Linked DNA regions of Homo sapiens: region 2 is linked to region 1. A link is a contact called in ENCODE Hi-C data. All regions are on one chromosome and are shown on one strand. The core of a region is the stretch at or near the end of the contact, and the rest is flanking DNA. Distances in the headings are between cores, read along the strand shown. Region 1 overlaps LINC02669 (long intergenic non-protein coding RNA 2669). Region 2 overlaps LOC107984195 (a long non-coding RNA gene).

Region 1 (4,075 bases), core at 864-3,363:
CAGGGAACCCGTGTGCCGGGGACAGGGGACAGCGCTCAGTGAAGCATGTGCTGGGGACAGGGGACAGGGCTCAGTGAAGAAAGAGGGTTGCTGGACAGAAGCCGGGGAGGGGCGGACTGTGGGGGACCCTCAACTCCAGGGCCCACCTGCAGGTCTGGGAACCTTCAATAGCTGGGAGGGAAATAAATAAATATAAATAAATTCTCTGCTTTTCTTTTTTTTTTTTTCTTGAAATGGAGTCTCGCTCTGTCACCCAGGCTGGAGTGCAGCAGCCTGATCTTGGCTCACTGCAACCTCCGCCTCCCAGGCTCAAGCGATCTTCTCACCTCAGCCTCTTAAGTATCTGGGACTACAGGCACTTGCCACCAGACCTGGCTTATTATTTATTTATTTATTTATTTGTTTATTATTTTAGAGACGGGGTTTCGCCATGTTGGCCAGGCTGGTCTTGAACTCTAGACCTCAACTGATCCACCTGCCTTGGCCTCCCAAAGTGCTGGAATTACAGGCATGAGTCACCTCACCTGGCCATTGCTTTTTTTTTTCCAAAGGAGATATATAAAATGTATATATTCAGGTATTTGGAGATTTTTCCTTCTGGTTAGGATATAAAACATCATAGAGAGAGACATACACAGCCTAACAGTGAGGAACAGTCAGATCGTCTCTAATATCATAGGCTCCTACAGCCTGTGGGAACACTGAGGACCCAGAAGAACCTAAATGAGCCAGAGTCTAGAAGGTAAGGAGCCTGCCCCCAAAGGAAGAGACGCAAGCTGCATCCCATGCCTGGTGGGGTGAGTAGGAGGTGAGGAGGTGAGAAGCCCCAGCAGGGTTTCTTACAAGCCCTGGTGGCCGGTGGCCACCTTGATGGACTGGAATCCCAGGGGATGCCGGCATATCCACTAGCCAGGGTTTCACCACAAGCCGGGGTGTCACCTGCAGAGGGACGAGCACACTTCATGCACACAATGGCCTGGGGACCCTCAAGACATCCTGCTGTGCAAAAAAAAGTCGACGTAAAGAACACCAAGAGTGGCTGCTTTGAGGTCGACTGCGAAGGGGCCCAGAGAACCTTGTGCTGTGGTTTGCAGGGATGCCCACGCCCAGGGTGGCCACATGGTGTTGTGTGTAATGAACACCTTAGCAAGAATAAAGCATTTGGGCAACCTGCCCGAAGGAAGTTGATCATGTATGAGTGCACGCATATATTTCAAGTTATTCAAAAATAATTCATTAACCTGCTATTGAAATAGTATTATTTCATAACTTTTACATTCTTTTTTTGCTCTTACTAGAGTAAAAGAAGATAGAAGCTTTCATTTAGAGGAATTCCTCTTTTTTTGTTTGTAAAACTTGCATAACAGCTAAGGTTTTGATTGTGAATCTATATTTTCCAGGTGTACTATTAAGATTTCACTATCTATTGAGATCTCTATTTCACCATCTGGCACAAGTTTCTAAATTCATCGTTTTCTTGACCTTTTCATTTCTACCTTTGCCTCAGCAGCCAACATTTAAACTCAGCGTCAGCCTCCTCCCATAGACATGTGCCTGGTGAAGAGGAGAGCTAAGGACTGTCAAATAAGTTATCCATTAAGAAATCCCGACGTGTTTGTATTCAAACTTGAGCTTCATAACTTTGAGTCACTAAGAAATGCAGTGATTTAATGAGAAGCAAGCCAGTTAAGGAAGTAAGCTGTTGAAGAGGGTTGAGTAAACATCTTAAGCAATGTGGCAGAGAATCAGAACATGGAGATTCCTAAGCCCTAAGACTCTGAATTTGAATTTCACGTGGGATGGGCTTTGCCAGAGAGATTTTTAAAATTCAGGATGTCGTTTCAATTAAATTACAACTCTGAATTAGACATAAATCAACCCGGTCGGTTTTGGTTTCATTTTTAGCACAAAGAGCCTATCATCTCTTGCATTTCGTTCAAAGCTAATTAAATATGGATTTATGGCTCCTGGTACCTCGAATACGGGAGGACTTCCCGAACCTGCCGGCCTTGTGGGAAGGAACTCTTTTGTGCATAGTAACTGAATGTCAGACGTTTGCCACCACACTCTGCTTCAAGGAGCTAGATGTATTTTCTAGATGTGTAAACAAGTCTCATAAAACTCTCATTGTTTTCCATGCCTAGTAACAGTGTGAATTCACCACAGACTGAAACTCTCTGTTTGCCGCCAACAGGATTCCAGCACAATGGGTCCTGTTCTCACCCGCCAGGCCTTCCTTTCTTGACATTCTTGTTCTACCAAGCGTAAGCACAGTGAGCACACATGCCATTTCCTTATTCAGACCATCCTTCCCCCTCTCTGTCCCCAGCAAAAATGTGCTGTTGAGGATTTTCAGTGACAGTGGTGGGTTAGTAAATCTACTTGGGCCAAATATATGGATGGCCTGGAAAACCCAAACGCCGATTTTGTCTCGTCGTCACTGCTGTGTCCTCTCTGGAATGACCCGCTGCCCCCGCTGCAGGTTGGAGAGAAGAAATGCCCCAAACAGAGATGCCCAGTGGCTTCTATCCACATCAAAGATAAGCCACATCGTTATGCAGAAAAATTCTGCATAACGTTCTCCTGGGAGGGGTAGGTCCAAGTCTATGAGAAAAATCTGTTTTTCAATAATGAATGGATACTAAATGCAGTAAACTATTGTAGCACAAAATGTTGCTGTGTCTCTTGGGAGGGACATGGCAGCTTTGATACCCACAGAACGATGGTCTGTGCAGACGCAGACGGGGTCGGCTCCTGCCCTCCTCACACCTCACTACAGTTTTGAGAGACGGCAGGGAGCCAAGCCACTAAAATACTTCTGAATTTAAAAAAAAAAGTGATAAAGAAAGTAATCAAAAAAGTTTTGATTAACAAAGAGAGACTTTGTTGAAAATCCATTTGAAGAGGGGGAAGTCGCAGCATGGGATGTCCGATGTAGCATGAATAACAGAGAGAATAGAGGAGGAAGTGCTGGGAGAAATCTGGACCTTTCCCAAGAAACGGCTTCTATAGAGGGGGCCCTGCTTCTCTCTGTCGGTGGCCTCTCAGGACAGCGTCAGTGTGTTTTGAACTCAGTGTTAAGAGACAAGATTGTCAAAAAGGCATGTGTCAATTATTCTGTGGTTTTTGACTACACACACATACACACACACACTCCAAAAATATTTTATGGTGTTTCTTAGTAAACAATAAATAAAAATTTCCCTTTTTTTTTTTTTTTTTGAGACAGAGCCTGTTACCCAGGTTAGAGTGAGGTGATGTGATCTCGGCTCACTGCAACCTCCGCCTCCCGGGTTCAAGTGATTCTCCTGCTTCAGATTCCCGAGTAGCTTGGATTACAGGTGCTCGCCACCCTGCCCAGCTAATTTTTGTATTTTTAGTACAGACGGGGTTTCACCATGTTGGCCAGGCAGGTCTCGAACTCCTGACCTCGAGTGATCCACCCACCTTGGCCTCCCAAAGTGCTGGGATTACAGGAGGGAGCCACCACACCTAGCCAAAAATTCCCTTTTGAAACTCAGTGCATGGTTTGTATCAGGAAAAAAAAAAAAAAGTAATAGTAGGTTCCACTCCCTGCTGCTATTGAGATGCTGAAGTCTTGTTCTGGGTCTGAGGACGGAAGCCTCTCTCTCTCTCTCTCTCTCTCTCTCTCTCTCTCTCTCTCTCTCTCTCTCTCTCTCTCTCTCTCCCTCTCCCTCTCTCTCTCTCTCTCTCTCTCTCTCTCCCCACAACATCAGTGACTACCCAAATCCACAAAATGGTGTAGTGTTTGCATATAACTGATGCACATCCTCCTGTTTCCTTTAAATCATCTCCCCACATGTGGTTGGGACCCTCTCCCGCGTATGGGGATGGCTGCTGTTGCTTTCCAACACCACCTGGCAATACTCACCTGGTTCTCTCTCCCCGGATAAAGCTCAGTGACGGGTAGCACACCTGGCCTCCATCCATTTCTCAGGAAGATGATATGGTTAAGTCCGTGCGATACTTTCCTATGGATGCTGGAGTTTTAGTGTTCTTGATTTTGAAGCTAAAAGCAGTCACCCTTAGAAGGGATTGTTCTCGGTTTTTGTTG
Region 2 (3,886 bases), core at 858-3,357, 560 kb before region 1:
TAATTCTGATTATCTGGTTTCAAAGAGAACCTAATCAACTTGTCAGCTGGTAGACTACATTTTTTAAATAATGGATGATTGATATTTTTATCTAATTCAGAAAACATTTCGAATACGTCAGCGAAATTCTGTAATACTTCAAACTTTCTCAAAGCCTACATTTTAAAAAGTTGTCAATAATAGGTTGGATGATACACTTACTGCATTCTGTTAACTATGTATTAATTGTATAAACTAATAAAAAAATTTCATCTATCTTATTAGGATAGGAATTTCAAATCAAACTGCATATTTTTATTTGCTAAATATAAAATTGTATATGTGTGTTATTGGGATCAGCCTTGTACAAATAGTAATTATAATGACAATCCAATATAGAAAAATGTAACACTTAGAGCTGCATGGGCAAAATTAAAATATTTTGCTTTCAATTTATGTATTTCCTTCACAGAAGGAATTACGAAACAATCAATAAGAATGTTTTGAGTAAAGATTACATTAAGATAAAACCTATGGAGAAATAAAATTGGAATACAAGTTCAAAGAGAAAAAGGAACAATGTCCAATTTCCTGTAATTGAAGAGCTTGTTTGTGTTTTTCTTTTAATAGGTGGTGGTCAGTATCAAATCACTTCGTTATTGACATTTCACTGACTACATTTCGTAGAACAAGTTCATAGTTTCATTTTTATCTGTCCATAGTATCCTGAAATTTGCATCATTTGCAACTATTTCAGCATATGAAGAAAAATTTTGTATGTCCGTTAAAAATGACTGAGAGTTTGCATTTTGCAAAACAACAGGATACAACAGTGACAAACATTTGGAGATCAATGTTCTAAAGCATCCTGAAACATCCTTTCTCCCACAAAATTACCTGAAAATTCACATACTTTTTATTCATTTGAATAGCTTTGTCACTTTTCTCAAAATAGTGATCAATGAGAAATTCGCTTTATTATATGTTTCTATGATGGACTATGTATTATTTTGTTGAATTAAATAACAATTCATCACCATTTTAAATGATTTTCTTTCTTGAAGCTATTATTTCTGATGAAGTTCACTTTGTTTGGATTTAGAAAATCCACTCGGAGGGAATGTTTACCTTTCCTTTAATAATATGCTTTATACACGTTTTAACAGTAATCTTACAGCATTTTACAAATATGTATTTATTTATTCATTCATTCATTTATTTAATTATTTTAGAGACAGTGTCTCTATCATCCAGGCTGGAGTGCAGTGGCAAAATCTCAACTCACTGCAACTTCCTCCTCCCAGGTTCAAGCGATTCTCCTACCTCAGCCTCCAGAGTAGCTGGGATCACAGGCGTGCACCACCACACCCCACTAATTTTTGTATTTTTAGTAGAGATCAGGTGTCACCATGTTGGCCGGACTAGTCTTGAACTCCTGATCTCAAGTGATCCGCTTGCCTAGGCCTCCCAAAGTGCTGGGATTATAGGAGTGAGCCACCGCGCCTGGCCTAAAAATGGCATTCTTAGCATCTAGTAATCTTACAACATTTTAACAGACACACACACACATACACACACACTTAAGGACCTTTAGCTTTTAGCACATTAGAAATATATTAGGAGTTATTTTAAATATTAGCTTCATTAGACATACAAAATAAAAGAAATAAAATTACAGTAGATAATTGAAACTTGTAGTACATAGCGCGTAGATGTAACCATCTGGACTCAAACTGGGAGGAGCAAAATATAATCTTAACTGATACGTTCTGTTCTGAACAGATGTTTCCAACCCCACATGGAGGATGTGAATCTCTTAAAATAACACATTTCCAGGAGCAACATTAGAATTATCAGCAACACATTGCTGCTCACTAACCCTAAAGAAAGAGTAAATACAGACAGAATTTCATAAGTGCCTTCAAGATGGGAGAGGATTGTAATTTACTCTTCAGGATATTTTGCTATATGTGATAAGTGCCCAGTAAATATGTGTAAATGCAGCTGTACCCACAATTCTGTTCAGAAGTTTCCATATCCTGAAACTAAGGCAGGTCATGTGTGCATGTGGGTATGTGCTAACCATTCTAAATCAAAGGCGTGTCACCCCTGCCGAAGCCCTCGCTGTCAAGAACTCTCAGCATTCCTTCTCTCGGTTGAAATCCGGGACTAACGTTTCCTCTATTCAGAAACATTCAGTTCTTTCTTGCCCGTGCATGGCTAAGTGATCTTGTCCTTCAGATGAGATCCTGCATCCAGCTCCTTTGCCTGCATGTAACTTTTTCTTGCTTCCGGTGTGACGAATAAACCAGCAGTCATCTTGCTTTTAACCATCACCCAGAGTATTTAAAAGGGAAAAGTGGGAGGCGTCAAAAAAACAGGGGGACATGAAAGACATAGGACAAAAGTAATCATGGATAAAGACTTCCATCTGCTGCACGTGAAACAGTGTCTGTTTACTCTGGACTTTGATGGGTGCCTGTTCTCTACAGCAGGAATGAAGCAAAAAGTGAAACCATAATTCCTCCCCAGAGTGACAGCATTCTGGCCTGGGGAGCCGAAGTGTGCACATGAATCAGTCGCCGTTTCAGGCTAACATGACTGGAGAAGCAGACAGCACCTGGAGACCGGGTCTGGAAAGTGAACCCCACACTAAGTGTACTGAAGTGTGCAAGGGTCTTGGATGGAAAACTAGAATCCCTATTTTTAAAAAAAATCATGGGCATCTAAGGAAAAGAAAATACAGGCTCCAAGTTTTTGAATTAAAGGGGCTTTAGAGCCTGCTAAGCTGACTGACTTGATTCATCCAGAGGTCAGGTGATGTTAAGTGGCATGTCCACAGTGGAGACGCCAGACTCTGATAGGAACCCACTTCTTCGGATCCTTCTAACTTCCCTATGGGGTGAGGCGGGGAGTGAGGAGTTAAGATTGGGAAGCTCAGATGAAACTCTACAATCTAAAAGAGGATTCATTAAAGAATATGGGCCAAAGGGTTCAAAATCTATCACTTTCTCAAAACACAGTGATAATTTATTGCAGAAATAGGCTGAGAAAAATTAGGGTTCAAATGGAAAATCAGAGAGCATTTAGGAGAACATTAGAGGCCCAAACCAAAATGGGCTTTGTTTTGTTTAATTTGGTTATGTTTTGCAATGAGCAAAGTGCTCGGAAAAGGGCCCCATCCTTGAAGTAGGGGGAGAAAGGGCCTTGGGGAGGGTTGGAGGATAGAGGGACGAGAACAGGACGGGGGCGGCAAGGACAGGCAGGGACTCTGCCCCAGGGAGAAGCTTATTCGACGCAATTCCGCACAGTGGGCCCGGGTTGTGTGTCGACCAAGTCGCCCATCGCTCAAGAATCCTTAGTGCAGTGAGCGAGCATAGGGCCTTCAAACTGCTGTCCAGGGGACATTCCTAGTGTGAGGCCAGGCGGGTCCCAATACGAAGGAGAAGAGGGGCTCTGTGTTCCAGGAGCAGGTCTTTGGAGGAGAAAGTCCAGAGATCCTTGCGCAGTGAGAGCAGGTGCCCTTGTGCAGGGAGTCATAGGCTTGGGCTGGTCCAGAGATTTGGGGACAACCCCAGGGCCACTCATCTTTCCAAGGAGGGTCTATTTGTCTACGCCAGATCCTTAGAGCAATACTTCTGTCTCAGAACCTCTTCTCAATCCATCCGTGCTCCATCTCTAAATCTGGCAGGTGGCCCTCAGCACACATCTGCCTCCTGCCTCCCAGGCCCACCCAGCTGTGAGAATTATCCTATGCTGTGTTCCAACAGAGCCCAGGACTTCGTCCTCGTCCTGAGGTCCTGGGGCAGGAGCGCTGTCCTGGCTCCACCAGAAACCATCTGGTGTGGGTGGAAGGGGAGTTACTCGGTATTCCCAGTGGCTATTACCTCCTGTGTAAAGTCAGGGT

Evidence for each region. A loop is a pair of places that touch in the nucleus more often than their neighbours do. Pooled maps may share reads with other maps.
Region 2: a loop to region 1 is called in a pooled map, with 5 times the contacts of the local background. The contact joins two enhancer-like sites. A Hi-C loop is called at or near these places in 1 of 168 maps with a recorded cell type or tissue (tibial artery), 3 of 37 single-sample maps with no recorded cell type and 8 of 50 pooled maps.

The regions. Positions count from the first base shown.
Region 1 is chr10:3,470,494-3,474,568 of GRCh38, reverse strand. The region is part of intron 3 of LINC02669 (long intergenic non-protein coding RNA 2669); the gene reads left to right. The region is part of intron 1 of LOC105376360 (a long non-coding RNA gene); the gene reads right to left. The region is part of intron 1 of LOC124902538 (a long non-coding RNA gene); the gene reads right to left. Among named protein-coding and RNA genes, the nearest start is that of LINC02669, 30 kb to the left of the region's middle. Within about 2 kb of position 2,113, at least 18 of the 41 ENCODE cell types and tissues checked have a DNase peak (open chromatin) inside an H3K27ac peak, as active enhancers do.
Region 2 is chr10:4,033,637-4,037,522 of GRCh38, reverse strand. The region is part of intron 2 of LOC107984195 (a long non-coding RNA gene); the gene reads right to left. Among named protein-coding and RNA genes, the nearest start is that of MIR6078, 44 kb to the right of the region's middle. Within about 2 kb of position 2,107, at least 12 of the 41 ENCODE cell types and tissues checked have a DNase peak (open chromatin) inside an H3K27ac peak, as active enhancers do.